Regions from separate parts of the Homo sapiens genome. Here regions 2 and 3 are each linked to region 1. Evidence: read pairs that join two places in POLR2A ChIA-PET (ENCODE). Cell type or tissue: CD4-positive, alpha-beta T cell. All regions are shown on one strand. Each heading gives the region's core, and the rest is flanking DNA. Links, peaks and the distances in the headings are about the cores only.

What was found. ChIA-PET counts read pairs that join two places held together with the same protein. Peaks named below come from ENCODE experiments on the same cell type or tissue, not always from the same donor. Only the 100,000 strongest peaks of a DNase experiment are listed, where the experiment ranks them.
Region 2: POLR2A ChIA-PET joins it to region 1 with 5 read pairs; 3 of 35 experiments call an interaction of 5 or more read pairs at or near these places.
Region 3: POLR2A ChIA-PET joins it to region 1 with 5 read pairs; 2 of 35 experiments call an interaction of 5 or more read pairs at or near these places.

Annotation. Positions count from the first base shown.
Region 1 is chr10:3,943,119-3,949,466 of GRCh38, reverse strand. It overlaps LOC105376367 (a long non-coding RNA gene), which reads right to left. Exons shown (of 3, transcript XR_930585.3): 1 at 6,253-6,348; 2 at 3,114-3,323; 3 at 110-958. Among named protein-coding and RNA genes, the nearest start is that of LINC02660, 34 kb to the right of the region's middle. In CD4-positive, alpha-beta T cell, for the core only: no CTCF peak of the experiment used is centred there; DNase peaks (open chromatin) are centred at 3,046 and 3,406; H3K4me3 peaks cover 1,118 bases; H3K27ac peaks cover 2,764 bases.
Region 2 is chr10:4,071,010-4,077,357 of GRCh38, reverse strand. The region is part of intron 4 of LOC107984195 (a long non-coding RNA gene); the gene reads right to left. Among named protein-coding and RNA genes, the nearest start is that of MIR6078, 83 kb to the right of the region's middle. In CD4-positive, alpha-beta T cell, for the core only: no CTCF peak of the experiment used is centred there; a DNase peak (open chromatin) is centred at 2,717; H3K4me3 peaks cover 1,084 bases; H3K27ac peaks cover 1,026 bases.
Region 3 is chr10:4,027,713-4,034,060 of GRCh38, reverse strand. LOC107984195 (a long non-coding RNA gene) reads right to left here. Exons shown (of 10, transcript NR_176060.1): 2 at 2,358-2,535. Among named protein-coding and RNA genes, the nearest start is that of MIR6078, 40 kb to the right of the region's middle. In CD4-positive, alpha-beta T cell, for the core only: no CTCF peak of the experiment used is centred there; no DNase peak of the experiment used is centred there.

The sequences.
Region 1 (6,348 bases), core at 429-5,428:
CAGCTGGAGGCTTTTTCTGCAAAAAGGTGTTTAATTCTATACTCCAGGCAGCAGTGACAGAAGCTACAAAAGTCACCCCCACTCGATGAAGACAAAATTATAAACCAAGTTGTTTTACACTGATTCAAATACAGGTTAAATTTATTGGACTGATCCTTACTTACAAAAGTACTTTTCGGTATTTAAGGTAATTTTTAATGTATTTTTCTTAAAGTGATAGTTTCATGCAATCTTTATGGCAAGTTTTGCTGCATGTTTATTTTCTGAATTGTATTCATGTTTGATAATCGTTTGGAACTGTATTCTGGTGTGCGCGCTTAGTCAACACAGGATGTGGAAGACGGTACCAGTCAATCTCCATGGTAACCACACTGGCCACCCTCCAAGCATTTTACACAGGTTGCCTCATGTGTCCTCTGCCACAAACCAACCAGAGGAGGTAGCACTGTTAGCATCCCCATTTCACAGATGAGGAATCCGAGGCCCAGAGCTTTTCAGTTGCTCCCTCCAGGTCACAGGGCTGACCCGGGGCAGGGTGAGGACACACTCTGGCTTCGGGCTGCCGGGAGCCCTGAGTACCACACATACATTACGGAGACCCTACTTCCTCCTCCAGGGTAAGGAAGATCTTCCCACCCGCTACGGCCAAAGCTTTTGCCTTTCTGTAACCTCTATTCCATAATAAAGCCAAAAGAACTTTCAGAAAGAAAACCTGAACAGCAGGGTGGTGGAGCCACCCACTTTCCACGCGCGTATCCGGCTTTTCTCCTGCAGCGTGCTGTGTTTGAAGTCAGTCATGTGGATGCAGCCATCAGTAGTTTGTGTCTTCAGGCAACGCTGGAAAAGGACTAGAGGCCCTGGGGTGTTGGGAAGACACCACTCTGGTTTGGGTGGTGAGTGATAAAGGTTGCATACGTAAAATTTCACTGATTTGTGCACTTCACTGCAAATTATACCTCTGTAAATAAAACACAGTGGGGCAAACTGTTTTAAAAAAGTCAATGTTATTAGAGCATTTACCTTCTTAAAAATCTCTGATAATCGCCCATCGCTGTTAGCCCCAATTTAGTGCCACCTCCCTCAGCCTCCCTTCCACCCTCTCCACATCCCACCGGACTGGCCCCCTGGTCATCCTCCAACGTGCCAAGCCCCATCCTCTCCTACCGCTGGGCTCTGGGCATGACCTTGCCTGTGTCCAGAACATTGAGCCATTTGCCTGGCCAACACTAACTCTTCATTTAGATCCGAGCTTCCACAGAAAAAATTAGGTCAGGTCACCAAAATACACCCCTTTCTGGCTCCTCTCTATGTTTCTTTCATGATTATAGTTTTACATTTTTTTTTTTGCTGTTGCTATTTTTTGTTTGTTTTCATTTTAATAGATTTTATTCTTTTTATTTATTTTATTTTATTTTATTAAGACAGTGTCTGGCTCTGTCCCCAGGCTGGAGTACAGTGGTCTGATCATAGCTCATTGCAACTTCCACCTCCACCTCTCAAGCGATCATCCTGCCTCACACTCCCAAGTAACTGGGGCTACAGGCTCATGCCACCACACCTGGCTAATTTTTGTATTTTTTGTAGAGACAGGGTTTCACCATATTGCTTAGGCTGGTCTTGAACTCCTGGGCTCAAGTGATCCGCCCGCCTTGGCCTCCCAAAGTGCTGGTATTATAGGCATTAGCCACCATGCCTGGCTGATTTTATGCTTTAGAGAAGTTTTAGGTTTACGCAACCATAAGAGGAAAAGTCAGAGAGTTTTCCCCCGACATTCCCTGCCCCATTTATGTGCAGCCTCCCCCATCAGTACCAGCACATTTGTCTTTCCAGTTCTTCACTTCGTGTGCTTTTCCTTCTTGACTGTAAACTCCATAAGGACAAGAACTGTCTGCTTTTGTTCTAACGTATCTCTATCCTTTTCTCTGATACACCACTGCTTCTTTTCTCTGAATTTTAAATTCAGTTCTTATTCTAGTTTGCTTTGCAGGTCAGTGAATTTGATTCAAACACTTATTATTAGACTTGTAAAAATAAATTTTTATTTTATTTTTGGGAGAGGGGATATAGCTGTAAAATGACTTTTAAAACAAAGGCTTAGTGGTCTGCAAAGGTAGTAGAGTCTAACACGGAGAAACCAGAAACTTTGAGGTTTATAATTGAATTATTTGTAACTAAATGAAAGAAAGTTTACTGGAAGCTGTATCCCTAATTCCTAAAGATTACAGAGCTTTCTTAGAATTGGGTGTTAAAAATCACAGCACAAAAGGAAAAAGAAGATTAAAAAGATTTTTTTTCTGTGACTCATTAAAAGAGAAAGAGAGAGGTGGAGGAAGAGAGAGAGAGAGAGAGAGAAAAAGAAAGAAAGAGAAAGAAAGAGGGAGGGAGCTAGGGAAGGAAGAAAGGAAGGAAGGAGAGAGGGAGGGAGGGAAAGAAAGAAGAAAAGAAAGAAAGAAAAGAAATAAGGAAGGAAGGAAAGAAAGAAAGAAAGAAAGAAAAAGAAAAGAGAAAAAGGAAGGAAGGAAAGAAAAAAAGCAAGGAGGGAGGGAAAGGGAGGGGGGGGATGGATAAAAAGAACAGAAAAAAGAATGAAAGTTTAAAAATGAAAGAAATGAAGGAAGAAAAGATAAAAGAAGAAAGGAAGAGAGGGGGGAAAATCTCCCAGTTTCTATATAAAACAGGAATAAGAAATTTGTATAGACAGCGACTGCTCCCTTTAAACCCCACCCTGGTCCTCAATTGGCTAGAATTTTGATTTCCCACCTAATTTCATCAAACTCCTCTTACTCATGTTGCAAGACACAGTCTCCGATATTTTCTATTTTATCCCTACTATTCAATTATAATATATTCCACAATGTCTTAATCTATTAAATTCTACTGTATTCTATTTTAGAACTCTACTTTGCAACTAAATTATTTTACCGCTATGACATGCCTTTGAAAAAGGAGCGTGCCAGATGCAAAGGTTGGTGTTCATGAGGTAGAGCCTACCGAGAAAGGGCCAAACAGAAATCTGCTCAAACTGGTTTGCAGCCACTGTGGAAGCTGAGAAGCCTGATTGTCACTGGCCAAGTCTCCCTTTTCAGTGACTTGTTCTGTTAGCATTCCTTTACCTCTCTGGAGATATGAACTACGATGGTTGTAGAGGCTTCACATAATTCTCATCCATAAATACAGAAGGAACCTTTCCCGGAGTTTCTCTGAAGTTTGGTATGAATCGGAGAAGCACGGGGTCATATACATCTGCTCAGTGAAGGGAGGCCCTTTTGCAGTCCAGAGCTGCTCAGAAACTTTAACCTAAATTATGCACCAGTTGAAAAGCCCTGTAGTGAGTGAACCACCACAAAAATAAATTGTCAGATGAAAACCACATATCCATCCGTTCCGTCCTGTGACTCAGAGTCAGGTATTCACACAAATTGCCAGTCAAGGCTGTGACAGTAGCACACAAGGGCTTCTGCGAAACTCAATCAGTTAGCAAAAGTGACCGTCCATACAGCAGCATCTAGATGAGTTTATTACGGTGTGCCTTTGATATCTAGAGAAATGGATGGAATGTTTAACTTTAAAATCAGTTGTGATGGCAACTGTTGTTAACAACAGCTTTGACTACTGGCTGGGGGACAAGGCTGATAGCGTCTGTTTAACTGGCAATGTCTGTTAACCAGAGGTGAAGGCTCTCTCATTAACGGATTTTTAAGGCTTAGCAGAATATTTAGAACTCAATAAATGTCTGCTGAGTGAATGAATGCACAATTAAAATGTCTTCAGTGGGCCGGGCGCGGTGGCTCATGCCTGTAATCCCAGCACTTTGAGAGACCGAGGCGGGCGGATCGCCTGAGGTCGGGAGTTCGAGACCAGCCTGATCAACATGGAGAACCCCTGTCTCTACTAAAAATACAAAATTAGCTGGGTGTGGTGGTGCATGCCTGTAATCCCAGCTACTCAGGGGACTGAGGCAGGAGAATCGCTTGAACCGGGGAGGTGGAGGTTGTGGTGAGCCGAGATTGTGCCATTGCACTCCAGCCTGGGCAACAAGAGCAAGACTCCATCTCAAAAAAAAAAAAAAAAAAGTCTTCAAAATTTTTAGCTGGATGACGACAGAGGGGAATCCAAAATTCCTTCCATTCTAAACACCAGAGGCCGCTTTGAGAAAATGTTCCTCCCACACTCACTTCTTTCCAGGCTCTCCATGAGTCCCGCCAGGGCCCATGGGCCTCTTTACCTCCAATAACTTCCCTTCTGTGACTCCAAACGCTGCTACCAGAATGTCAGCTTTGCAGGCCCCAGGCCTGTCCACCACAATCTCTTCTTCCTGGAATCTTGTACTTCAGCTGGAGCAAATCTTTGAACTCACCGATGCCTCAATCCATCAGCCTCATTCTTTCTCCTCACCCACTGTTATCTTCCCTAAGAAGATGAGTGGTTTCCCCTCCCTGCCCTTCCTACTGATGTTCCATAGAAATAGAGCCCCCAGGTTTATCTTGACAAATGACTGGGCAGAATAGATTCTCTATATTGAAGCTAACCATGAAGGAAAGTGTCATTTGATGGTTTCCAGGAATATCCCTTAAAACATGTCTTTTCCACTTCATTTTTGTGTCCCTTCTTATCCTGCTGCTTGGAACGTGGATGTGATGGCTGGTGCTCTGGGCGCCTCTTTGGGCCATGAGGGTAAAAGTTAGGGATGGCAGAGTCTGGGTGTCTCAGGAACACATGTACCTGGGCTGCCCTACTCTGTGTTGGTCACCCACCTCCTGATTTTAATGTGAAAGAAACAACAACAGGCTGGGTGCTGTGGCTCACATCTGTAATCCCAACACTTTTGGAGGCTGGGGAGGTTGGATCACCTGAGGTCAGGAGTTTGAGATCAGCCTTGCCAACATGGCAAAACCCTGTCTCTACTAAAAATACAAAAAAAAAAAAAAAAAAAAAAAAAAAGCTGGGTGTGATGGTGCACACCTATAATCCCAGCTACTCAGGAGGCTGAGGCAGGAGAACTGCTTGAACCCAGGGGGCAGAGGTTGCAGTGAGCCAAGATCGCACCATTGTAGTCCAGCCTGGGTGACAGAGTGAGACTCTGTCTCAAAAAACAAAAAAGAATAATAATAACAAAAACCCTTCAATTGTATTCAAGACCCTTTAGTTTTGGTCTTTGTTACTTGGAGAAGAACCTGATCTGATCCTAGCTGAAATATTATTCATCTCACCTTGCCCAACTCTCTCTGGCTGAACTCCCCTGGCAAATCCCAACCCTGGTCAAAATGTCATCCACACCCACCGAGGGTTAGCATTAGGGTTAGGGTTAGAGGTTAGGGTTAGGGGTTAGGGTTAAAGCTTAGGGGTTGGAGTTGGGGTTAGGGTTAAGCATTAGGGTTAAGGTTAGGGTCATAGTAAGGCTTCAGGGTTATGGTCAGGGTTTAGGGTTAGGGTTAGGTTTAGGGTTAGGGTTAGGGTTAGGGTTAGGATTAGGCTCCCAACCATGCCTGTAACTCAGCAGTGGAATCAGGAAGGGAAGGTAGCCTCCCCCTTCCTGCCACTGTGATGACAGCTTCACTTTGTTCAGGCCCTGATCTTAGGTGCACCCACACTCCCACCTGCAGCTCCCTGCACCTTCACTGTCTCTGCCTCACTCCACAGGCCTCCCCAACAGAGGTACACACTCTCTGCTAACAATCCTTCCTCACACTCCATTAGAAAGTGAAAAGATTTGTTTAGGAACATCCTGGTTTTTCCAACACTGTGACTGCCTGCACACGGCGTTGCTACCCTCACTCGTGCCTTCCTCGTGTCACTGTAAGTCGTCCTGCCCTCGGCAAAGGTCCTATCCTCCCCTTGCGTTTTCAGCCCAGCCAAGCGCTCCTTGTCTTCTCAAGAACGTGACTGATAATTTTCCTTCCCCTTCTGCAGGATGAGTGTCCCTCTTCTCTAGCATCACCATCTACAAACCCACGTGGCTTAGTAACCTCTGTCATTTAAACAAAACAGAGGAAGACCCAGTGTCACTGCACACACACCTCTCTCCACAGTCCCACGACTTTGCTAATCTTCATGCGCTCACCCCTTAGGGAATCACCTTTCCTTGTCCTCTCCGACCCCCCACCCACTCCAAAAGTCTGCTCTGGCCATGTCCCAGGGAAACTGCTCTGGCCAGCCAAGCCCCAGGGACACCACGATTCCAGAGCCAGCAGTGGCATCTCACTTCTGAATCTGCTTGACCTAGCAGCATTAAGCCCCTTGGTTGCTCAGTACCTTTCTCCTGAAACATTTTCGTCTCCTTCAGATTTTTCTCGCATGTGGCTGGCTACTCTGCAGTTTCCTGGTTCTCTTCCTGGATTTGTCTTCTGC
Region 2 (6,348 bases), core at 797-5,796, 130 kb before region 1:
CACATTTTTCTCATTTCTAGTGTCCCAGAGACATATGTGGCAAGTGGCTCCCATATGGGAAAGCACAGATAGGGAAAATTTCCATTCACGCAGAAAGTTCTATCTGACCACCCTCTCCCAGCCTGTTTGGGCCGTTAGGTAGGAATAGAGCTTGGAGGCTGAGGATTAAGTGAGGAAGTTGCTATTGTCGCATGCAAGCAGCTGGCATTGCCGCCTGTGCCATGAGGCTTGCCTCTCGGACTCCAGCCAGAGTGCCTCTGTTCAGTAGTTTTAACAGTCGTATCTGTCTGGGTTAGACTGCAATCATTCCAAATTCAGTTTAAGTCAGCTTTGAGATACGTACACCAAAACACTCGATATAAGCCAGAGTTAGATTAATGGAAATATGGAAGCAGAACAAGACAGGAGATGTCTGGGCCACTGAGTGCCACTCAGACAGCCAACCAAAGATCATGTTCATTTCTGAGCAGACAATCGAATCAGAACCCTGGCTCTGGGACCTGTTCAGAGAAAAACAGAACTAAAGAGAGGACAAGGGAGTGTATGGCACAAGATGACTAAAGAAAGTCTAAGTCTTTGATCTCAGAAAGAGAAGTTTAGAGGCACCTGATACCTAACTTCAGATAGCCAGCAATTTGCCATGACAACGATGAACCCTGCTTGTTCTGGGGCCACAAAACAGAACTGGGAGGAATAGCTCAGGCTGTGCACAAATAGATTTTCTGGCTAATACAAGGAAGGACCTTCTATAATGGCCAGTATTCTCTGAAAATAAAATTGAACTTCTCAGGGAGGTTTCAGCTTCTTTTGAAGAATTCTTCAGGATGGAGAGTCAATGGTTAAGACGCTTGAAGGTGGGAGTTGAGCCTCAGACTTATCTGGATTAAGAGTAAGGACTGTCGGCAGGGTGTGGTGGCTCATGTCTGTAATCCCAGCATTCTGGGAGGCCAAGGCGTCAGATCACTTGGGGTCAGGAGTTCGAGACCAGCCTGGCCAATATGATGAAACCCTGTCTCTACCAAAAATACAAAAATTATCTGGGTTTGATGGCAAGTGCCTCTAATCCCAGCTACTCAGGAGGCTGAGGCAGGAGAATCACTTGAACCCAGGAGGAGGAGGTTGCAGTGAGCTGAGATCATGCCACTGCACTCCAGACTGGGTGACAGAGGGAGACTCCATCTCAAAATAAATAAATAAATAAATACATAAGAGTCAGGACTGTCACATCCCTTTCAGGTCTGTGTTTCCTATGCCTGCATCTTCTGGAAAAGCTCTCACTATATCTAAGCACTAAACAAATTCATGTCTCTGAAAGAGTCCATCCAAAGTTTGAACCCCAATGCCGTTCAACACCTAATGGTATAAACAGGTATGTGTTCAACACACAAAATCTCCAAGGAACTAGTGTTATCTCAATAACTCACAGGGATCTCAAGAAATGACTGCCAGTAAAGATCATCCTTTCAGAGAACTTGTATTTGTGAGAGCATTTTCTTCTTAGGTCATCCTAACTAAAAGGAACGGAAGGGAAAGGAGGGGCGGGTGTCTTAGTTTTCTGGGGCTGCTTTCATGTAGTACCACAAACTGAATGTCTTAGAAGAACCGAAGTTTATTGTCTCACAGTTCCGGAGGCTGGAAGTCCAAGATCAAGGTGTCAGCAGGGTTGGCTCTTCCCGAGGGTGTGCAGGAGAATCTGTTCATAGCTCTCTCCTGGCTTCTCATGGTTTGTTGATGATCTGTTTCATTCCTTGGCCTGGGGAAGCATCACTCTGAACTCTGCCTGTTCCCTGTGGGTGTGTGCATGTCTGTCTCTGTGTCTGAATTTGCCCTTTTTCTAAGGACGTCAGTCATATTGGATTAGGGCTCACCTTCACGACCTCTTTATTTCATTTTATTTGCAACAGGTTCTTGCTCTGCTGCCCAGGCTGGAGTGCAGTGGTACATTATCAGCTCACTGCAACCTCTGCCTCCCCGGCTCAAGCATCCTGACCTCTTTTAATTTGATTACCTCTGTGAAGACCCAATCTCCAAATAAAATCACATTCTGAGGTATTGGGGGTTAGGACTCCAATATATGTTTTTTTTTTGCGGGGGCAGGGGGACAAAATTTAATGTATAACAACAGGAAAGTGAAACAGTCTTACTATATACCCAGAGAAAACCACAAGAAAATAAACAGAAAGTAACCTAACTGTTAGCTTTCTATAATGGAAAATCGAATCAAATAATTTCCTCACTTAAAACACTTCAGTTGCTTGTCATTGCCCTGGGAATCAAGTTCAAATGCCTTCCCTTGCCTCCGGGCGCCTGGCTCTCCATGGCCTGGTTCCTTTTTACCTCTCTATCTGTATCTTCATGCGTTCCCCTCTGCACACTCAGCTCTGGCCTTGCTCACTGTCTGGGTTTCTGGAATGTGCCTTGACTTGCCAGCTTCAGCACTGGGAACACTGGTGTGCCTCTGCCGGGAGCATTTCTTTCCCACCCTGTCTGCACCTGAAACATCCTATCCTTTTGGGTGCAGCTTACAATTTTCTTACCTACCCATAGACTGGGCCAAGCACCTCCACAGGGAGCAATCACAGCCCTGAGTATCCAAAGGGTGAGACGAAGCTCCACCCTAAGCCTGTGCCTTATATCCCCAACCTGAAACAACCCCATGTGCACTAAGTGGTCATGAGATCAGCAAACTGGGACAAACACTCACCGGAACAAGCCAGCAGTGAAGACAAGCCACATGCACAGGCAGCCACCCTGATGAATCTCAAGCTCACTATGTTAAATCAAAGGAGTCATACGTAAAGTGCACATGGTGTGATTCTGTTGATATGAAATACAAATGCAGGCACAGGCAGTGTTTGAAGAGTCCATGAAGGAACTTTCTAAGAAAATGAAAAAGTCCCTTATCTCATTCTGGGCTTTGCTAACATGAATATATACAATTGTTCAAAGTCATCTAATTGGACACTTCAGAGAAAAACAATTTAATATTGACTTTTTACTGCACTATCTTTCTCTAAGCATCTCTCCCCAACCTGATAAGGCATTTGCTCTCAGCAGAGGCCTATAGAAGTCATCCATGCCTCCAGTTTTTAAAAGCAGCTTTTCTTGCCATGTGTTGTTCTAAGCTGCCCCTCTGGGTGTGACTTCTGGCGGCAGCTTCTGGACTGACACATTCATCCAGGCTTCCAAAGCTGGGCTGCAATGGCCTCAAGTGATGCCTCTGTTGCCTGCTGAGTAACCAGGCTTGTCCTCACCAGACCTTTAGAAAACACTGGATCTCAACTCCATTTATGGGAATTATTCCACTTCCTGTTAGATTGCATTTGGGAAATAATTTGGAGTGCCACCTCCCAGTGGTGTTTTTTATTCCTTCTGACTAAGCTTCTCTCTGGATTCTTGGTGAATGCTCAATATCTTCAAGGAAGGAAGGAAAATGATAGATAGAGGAATGATAGATGAATGCACACATAGAAGCAAAAGCTCCAGTCCCTCTCAATATGTTCTTCCCTCCATTCCTCAGCAAAGCACCATGATTCATGAGCATAAAAGGCCCTAGGAAGAATGTTTATGTTGCATCGTGTCATACATGATATTACATGGTTTCCCAAAGCACTATCAGAAAACTGTATAGACTAAACAGATACTGACAATAAATGGATGTCGTACAGACAACATAGAACTCTCGCCATTTTAGGTACTCAATGGGAGGGTTTAAATGGGCCTTTAAAAATCTTCAGAACACCAAGATTTAAAGAACGACTGTGACACTTAAGCTGTTCAGCCCATTGTCCTACCTTTAGGAAGTGGATATGTTTCCTCTAGAGTCTTTCACTATCATATTTAAAGAAAAGAAAGAAGGGGCTGCAATAAACACCATACATTATTTACCAAAAAAAAATTCTGGGAAAGGTTGTTATAATGACTCTATATCCTTGCATAATTTCTCACGTGAATCAGTCAGGGGCCCAATCCATTAGAATGTTAAAGGGATTCAAAGAGAGGAAACATCAGGTAAGGTAAGATATATAATCACACCTTTTTTTCGGTGGTAAGTAATAGAAATCTAACTCAAGCAAGCTTAAATAAAAGCTTAAAGAAGTAAAAGCTATGGTTCTAATAAAGGAGTTAAATCTGACATTCAATAGGACAAAGGAATCTTTCTAACCTACATATTTTTATGTGGTCTTTGTGATAAGAACAAAGCATGTCTGGGGAGCTACAAAGGTACAATTATTACTTAATAGGTCATCTAGAAAGAGCTAGAGGTAAAACAAAAAGGCTTTTGGTAAAGCAAATGAAATAATCTGTCAGTGATGGGTCAGTATCGGTCACCCACTGGTCTCTGCTGGGGCAGACCCATGCTTCCAGATGCAGTGTTGGAGAAGATTTCACCGCACGATGTGAGTCAGTGCAAGCCTAAGGGTCAGTGCCCGAGAACATGCCCAGGGATGCAGAGAGAAGCCAAGAGTAGACCAAGTTCACATCCCAGAAAGAGCATTCCTGTGATGGAGGGGCAACTGCATTGTGAATTATGATCAGTATTCTCGATGCTAAGATGAAACTGTTCTTCTTTCTACAACTTTATTTCAACCATATCTGTCATTGCCAAGAATATTTGATGACTTATCCCCTTGGGCAGTTTCAAATGGCACAGGGGAAATGGGAGAGATTCCATTTCTATTTCTCTTTCTGCCTCCCTTTCGTGGGCTAAGCCCAGAACCCTCCTGGGCTAAGCCCCAGCTTTGGGGCTGGCCTGTCCTGCATCAGTTGAATGCCTGTTTATTTTCCAAATATTCCTGATTTTTTGGGTTGGTCATGGTGGAGGGTGGGATGATTGGGGAAAAAAAAACACAACTTTTTTTTTTTTTTTTGAGACAGAGTCTCACTCTGTCACCCAGACTGGAGTGCGGTGGTGCAACCTCAGCTCGCTACAACCTCCACCTTTCATGTTCAAGACATTTTCCTGTCTCAGCCTCCCAAGTAGCTGGGATTACAGGCATGTGCCACCACACCCAGATAATTTTTGTATTTTTGACAGAGTTGGAGTTTCACCATGTTGGCCAGGCTGGTCTTGAACTCCTGAGCTCAAGTGATCTGCCCACCTTGGCTTCCCAAAGTGCCGAGATTACAGGCGTGAGCCACTGCATCCAGCTGAAAATCCTTTCAAAAATGATAAACAATTGAAAACTTTGACAAAGTTTTAAAATATAAAATTAAAACTCCAAAAATGGTGTCTTTTTTTTTTTTTTTTGGAGGTGGAGTCTCACTCTGTCACCTAGGCTGGAGTGCAGTGGCACGATCTCATCTCACTGCAACCTCCACCTCCTGGGTGCAAGCAATTCTCTTGCCTCAGCCTCCCAAGTAGCTGGGATTACAGGCATGCACCATCATGCTCAGCTAATTTTTGTATTTTTAGTAGAGATGGGGTTTCGCCATGCTGGCCAGGCTGGTCTTGAACTTCTGACATCAAGTGATCTGCCCACCTTGGCCTCCCAAAGTGCTGGGATTACAGGGGTAAGCCACTGTGCCCGGCCAAAAATGGTTTCTTTACAGTCAGGTTTCTATAAAAAGCTAAGAAATTGTATTGTCAAATTTTACATCTCATGAACAGATCCATATGTTGTGTGTTTCATAGAAGGCATGATAAAAGACAACACCTCAGCTTTTAGAAATTCAGACATGGTGATAATAAAACATGAATGGAAGGTTTTCCCGTTTTGTTTTCCACTATGCTTTGAAGAGCACTGGAGCACATCGCGAATGTGAATGGCTGCCCAGCGTTCCCTGTAGCAGCTCTATCAGGGCAGGAAACGCAAAATAATTCAAAGAAGCTTGAAGTTTCCCTGCCATACATCCAAACACACACACAAACACAGCAAACGTGGAAGGAATCTCTACAGAAGAATGCGGGAAAAGAAATGCAAGCCTCTGGAATTCCTCCACAGGATGCTTTCATATTTTTAGATGTCTACTGAAACCTTTAAGATTATCCAATGCAGACCACCAGAAACCATGCGCAGAAAAACATCAGAAATGCCCCTGTGGATGTTTTCTGTCATGCTTCTGATCTTATGCAGTCTTTTTGCAGTTAGAGAAAGAGGGCAGAAGAAGACTTGATCATGGAGCTTCCTGTGGGTCATTAAAGTCTGTTGAGAATGGTGAAGGGCTGGCTGTGATTAGAACCTTCCACCCTAGGACTTAAGATAAGGCAGTGGGCGTCTGCGTGGCTCAGCACATAGGTGGGTGAGGCAGTGGGTGGCTGCATGGCTTAGTACATAGGTGGGCTTGGCTGCGGCAGATGCTTCTCTTGGCCTTGCTCTAGAGCTGTGCTGAAAGCTGGTGGAGGTG
Region 3 (6,348 bases), core at 542-5,541, 84 kb before region 1:
GAGAAAGTCCAGAGATCCTTGCGCAGTGAGAGCAGGTGCCCTTGTGCAGGGAGTCATAGGCTTGGGCTGGTCCAGAGATTTGGGGACAACCCCAGGGCCACTCATCTTTCCAAGGAGGGTCTATTTGTCTACGCCAGATCCTTAGAGCAATACTTCTGTCTCAGAACCTCTTCTCAATCCATCCGTGCTCCATCTCTAAATCTGGCAGGTGGCCCTCAGCACACATCTGCCTCCTGCCTCCCAGGCCCACCCAGCTGTGAGAATTATCCTATGCTGTGTTCCAACAGAGCCCAGGACTTCGTCCTCGTCCTGAGGTCCTGGGGCAGGAGCGCTGTCCTGGCTCCACCAGAAACCATCTGGTGTGGGTGGAAGGGGAGTTACTCGGTATTCCCAGTGGCTATTACCTCCTGTGTAAAGTCAGGGTGAATTTCTAAGCCCTTCACTAACTTTCAGTTTTGATGCTATGACTAAGAGGACCTTTGTTTTGTTTCATTTGGTTTTTCAAAATGAGTTGTGTGTGAATTTTTTTACTATGCCAGAGTCCAAGCAGAAAAGAAACCAACAGAAGGAGGATCTTCTATGACGGCTTCTTGTTAACATTTAATGCAAATAGAGACCTTCTACGAGACTCAAGACCAGGGCTGGCCCAGCCGTGGTGCATAGTGATGCTGAAGAGAAGGAGGTGGGCTCTGAACCCCTCCAACAGTTTCAGGCCTGTCTCCAAAATGTACAAGGTTGTAGCTTTGGGAAAACCACTCAGCCTTTTGACACCTCAATAATTTTATCTATAAAATGTAAATAAACTGTGCATCCTACCCAGAAGGAATGTTGTAAAACCAAAATGAAGTATTGCACGGAAACGGGTAGAAAAAGTGTCTGGCTCATGGTAGGTTCTCCATGTCTCTTCTGATTGCATGGTCAAGACTTGGAAGATGGGAGTTAATGCTGTGCACTGAGCATACTGAGGCCAGAGAGCGCTCAAGCAAGGCCAGGCAAGAAAGCAGCATGGTGAATCCTGGGTAAGCGTGGTGGGAGATGAGTGACATTCTGATATGCTGCAGAGAGAAATAGAGGGAGTGGCTCCCCTTCTCACAAGGGTGTCCTGGTATCCCGGACTGGACTAGTCAACCCTCCACCTCACCCTCTGCTGTCCCCCTGTCTGGCTATAGTAATTGGAGGAAAGGTAAGCACTTCATACAACAGAGCAGTAACAGCCCCTCTCCCCAAGGTAGCTGTCCACTGCAGGGGCCACAGGGCCATGTCCCAGTGGGAAGCTGCCCTGTGATTTTCTGAAATTTCCAAATTGAAACTCAGAAGTCCTGGCCAGGCGTGGTGGCTCATGCCTATAATCCTAGCACTTTGGGAGGCCAAGGCGGGTGGATCACTTGAGGTCAGGAGTTCGAGGCCAGCATGGCCAATGTGGCGAAATCCCTTCTCTACTAAAAATTAAAAAAAAAAAATTATACAGGCGTTGTGGCGCATGCCTGTAGTCCCCGCTACTCAGGAGGCTGAGGCAGTAGAATTGCTTGAACCCAGGATGTGGAGGCTGTAGTGAGCAGAGATCCAGCCTGGGTGACAGAGTGAGATTCCGTCCCAAAAAAAGGTCCTTTTAGGAGTCCAGAGATGTTGGCAGCTATGAACCAATGTAGTTTTACAGAAAATCCAACCCAGAAGTCAAAATCTGAGTAATCAGCAGTTCATTCCTGTTGGCATCTGATTGTCCCTATAGTCAGTGCCTCTCTTGACCCATTCCTTTCCTAACCCTTACATGATCTGGTTTGAGTTATATGCAACCAAAGAGACTTGACTAGCACACCTTCTGCTGGCTCACTCTCAGCCTAATACCACCACTACTAAAACTCATAACACTCTGTTTCAACACAGAAATAGAAATACTTACAAAAATATGTTGCTTTGACTACCTCCATCTCTATGCATTAGAATGCATAATATGAAACTCTATATGATAAAGTATATAAAATGTCCAAGTGACATTTCATTCCAACACAGAGCTGTCTTTTGGTCCTGATTTCGAACGCACAGTGCCAGCCAGGATGCAAACTTTGACCCCTGGGGTACTCCTCAGCACTGCCTCTTCTCACTGTCCTGATTTGAACACTTGGCTGGCTGGAAACCCTCTTAAACAATGGATAAATGAGATTCCCCAAACATGTTTAGCTCAGCTTCCTAAGAGTGTAGAAATATGATTCTCTAATACTGGACATCAGATTCAAAACACAAACCAGTGAGAATAGAATCTCCTTATGGATCCCTGTTAATTAAATCTACCAGTTTCCTGGTAGGAAAAGTCTTATGGAGCACAATTTTAGCAATTTACCTGAAATTTAGCAATTTACCTGAAGTCTCCAAGGTGGGGAAAAAGACGTGGCAATGGCCTGACTTAAAACAGGTAGCAATCTCCCAACACGCTGAAAATCCCTCCAGCTTGATTTTCTGGCCTCCTGAAAATCCTCTCTCAGATACACTGTGCAGTCCTCCAGATGAAGCAGGAATTCAGCTTGTTAACATATAAATCTTTGTGTACAAAGATGATTGGAACTAAATAATTATTTTACCCTGAAGATATAAAGGTATTACAAAAAGCAGATATTTTTCTTTATGTAGGGGTTAGAGAAAGTGAAAAAAACTAAAAGCATTCAATATTCTGTCTGACATATTAAAATGTGGATGCTTAAATTAATATGGGGTAAAAAGTAAAAGACATATGTATGTGTATATATATACGTATATATATATACGTATATATACGTATATATATATACGTATATATATATACGTATATATATACGTATATATATATACGTATATATATACACACACACACACACACACATGCACACACACACATATATTTTTTGAGACAGAGTTTCGCTCTTGCTCAGGATGCAGTGCGATGGCGCTGTCTTGGCTCACTGCAACCTCTGCCTCCCGGCTTCATGCTATTCTCCTGCCTCAGCCTCCTGAGTAGCTGGGATTACAGGCGCCCACCACCATGCTCAGCTAATTTTTGTATTTTTAGTAGAGACAGGGTTTCACCATGTTGGCCAGGCTGGCCTTGAACTCCTGAGCTCAGGTGATCTGCCTGCCTCTGCCTCCCAAAGTGCTTGGATTATAGGTGTGAGCCGCGGTGCCTGGCCAAGAGACAAAAATATTAAGGAAATAATTTACCTTTGAAAATATATCCTGACATCGGTTTTTTCCTTTATTTTTCTAAAGAGATCAACAATGACACAGGAAACTGCTTTGACATAATCAACAAACTAGAAATTGATGTCAGTGGTATCCTTTTTAAAATGACTAACTTACTTTCAGTGATTTTAAAATTGTTTTCTTCTATATTTATCATAGACTATTATTCCTAGTGCCTGCCTAGTCCCTATTACTAGAATTTAATCAGCAAGCTTTCCTCCAAATTAGGCAGTATATCCCATTCATTTCCAATAGATACATAAAATCAAAATGGGTCAAATTGTGCAGCTTATTGCTTAGTTTATAATAAATATTTCTATCTGTAGGCAGCAATCATGATTTAGAAACAGAGGCACATAGTACGTAACAGCAAATAACTAAAATAAACTAAATAACCCTTCAGTTCATTTCTTGGAATAAAAGTTTAACTTGAGATCTCCTCGTGTGTAATATCAATTGCTTGAAAATGAAGAGAAGAATATTTTTACAAAGAATAACTTACGGTTTTAAATAAGGTATTGTTTCTATTAAAGTGGACTTAATTTAAAGTTATAAAAATTAATTCAAAAATATTTTTTCCTCTTAAGAAGGAATCTTCCTATTGCATCACTCTATCAACAAATGGAAGAAATAAACTAAAATAAATATGGATTCCACAGTGTTTACATGCAACTTAAACACAGCATATCATTGTCTGGTAAAATATTTGTAGTGCCGATCAGAGTACAGACTTGAGGATGCTACTTGAAATAAACAAACGCTTATCTAAATCTCGGAGGCCTGCAAAATTAAGTTTGGGATTTCCCAGCAGCGGGGAGCAGGCTTCCTACAAGCGTCTGGACTTGGATCTGCACTTGGGACCATGAATCTCTGGAGCCTGGCCTACTGGACGCAGATGTCACCAACGCCATTCTGCCTTCCTCACCGTCATCAGAGGCTGCTGAGCAGTAGTGCCCTGCTTTGCACCTTCAGAGATCAGCAAATAAGGTTTATTGTGCAGGACACAAGCTTCAGCTGGTGTTTATCGGTCGCACTAAGCCGCGTGAGATGTTCTCAGTTCCTATTGCTCCTTCTGCAGTAACTATTGATGTGCAATTTCTAAAGCTCATCTTCAAAGTACACGGCATGGAGTCTGAGATCCTTCAAACAACTTCTCCCTTTCGCATTCCTCACGCCACTATTTCTAGCAGGCAGTTACGTCTAGTCTCTGAGGTGGACATGTAAAGGCTCAAGGTCTCCGATTTCCTGCGACGGCCTTCTCTTTTGATGTCCAAATCAAGATATGAACAAGCCTTTGAGGACCACTGCATAAGGCTGGGCCCTGTCAGTTCATTCAAGTACCTCCATTAATACTTGTTGAGCAAATGTATAATCTACCCATTAATTAGGTTCCATGCGGCTAAATCAGCAAAGGTGAGAATCTGTAGAGCTGACTTAGGCCGCCCTTCTAAGAACCTGGTTATTTTATTGCTGACATGCAATTTCTAGTTTGCTTTTGTTGCATTGGGTGCTGACTAAAACGTTCGTTTTTAAATAAAAATACATAAGTGTTCTGACTTTTCTCAATTTACTTCTTCAAGGCAATACAGTAGAATACTATTACTTGGATTTTTAAGTAAAATACTATAAAAGAAGAAAAAACAAAAAGAAAAACATCGTTCTCTAAAAACAAAACAATTCTATTCAGTCACCACCCCTGCTTTCATAAGGAGGCACATATGTATTTCTAGTCACCAATGTTGACATTATTAAAAGTTTTCCATTGTCATTTTCTATTTTGAGGAAGAGAAATATTGTGCAATATTTATCATTCAATGCAGCCAATGCTCAAGTGTCCAGCTCAATAGCCCTTCAGCTCCCTGCATAGTGGTCCCTGTAGCACTTCACATTTAAAAACTATTCTATACGTTAAATCAGTTCATCACCATCAGAACCTTAGGAGGCCCAAAGAATACTATGCCCCAGGGCACCTAGCAAACTGCAAAGTACTTGAATTAAATTATTTCCCCTGAAGCAACCACCATTGCACCTATGCCATGTGATAACCTGATCAAAGAGATTTGTGTTTCATCAGGAGTCAAGGATAAAATTGGTAACGGATTGAGAGATGCTTGTGAGCAGTGTGCAGTAATAATTAGGAATGAAGTAGTTAGCTTTTTGTCACTTGGATGATCAGCAATTGGCCGCTAGATGCTTTTGAAGCAACAGTTTATTTGTATGTCATAGATCTTGGTGAAAACAATCTCACTGGTATTATCAGTGAGCAGATCTTTCAAAAATGAAATGGGAGCCCCATCAATGAGTTGCACACACTACCCTTTTAGGACAGAAGGGAGACATACACTTGGTGTTTTGTGCTGAGGATATTTGTGATTGTGCCAGGAGTTCAGAGCTGTAACTCATTGCCATAAAACCCCATGTTTTTTCTTACAAATAGATGGGCCAAACCAGCATGCTCACTGTTTGTAGAATACTTGTAATTGTTTACACAATCCTTGTAATTTCTTCCAGTGATGAGGGATGATGTTCCCCAGCGGAGAGAGGAGGGAGAGGCTGAACCAAGCGACTGTGAGGTGTCTCAGACATTCGTGCAGCAAACGTGGTACCAAAGGACTCACACAAGGTCTTCTGTGCACACAGGCACCTGCTCAGTCCTGTTCCAGGGTCAGGTTCTGGGCATAGAGACAAGAAGCAGATGGGACTGGAAGCTATGACTGTTCCCTCCCCGTTCCTTCCAACTCCTGCTCTAACCACACACCCTGTGCACTGTACAGATGCAGAGATGATGTCACCACTGTGGGTGTTTGAACACTGGATCCAGAAGTGGGGATGGCACTCAGGTCCCCCACCACCATCCTTGCCTTGGGCACCTTCCTTGTTGAGGTCCCCATGATGAGATGAAGAAAAGCTTCAAGGACCAACAGTGAGCAGAGATGTTGGGTTCACCCACTAACCCATTTCTCTGCCCCTGAGTCAGATTCCAGTTCTTTGGCTGCCTGCACCAGGGGCACCAGGCTGCCACCACCCAGCAGGCTCATCAGCCTCAGAGAACTATCCAGACCTGAGAGTCCCAAAGGGCAATTCCAACAGGGAAACCTGTAGAACCAGCAATGATTTAAAACAAAAAAAAAAAAAGCA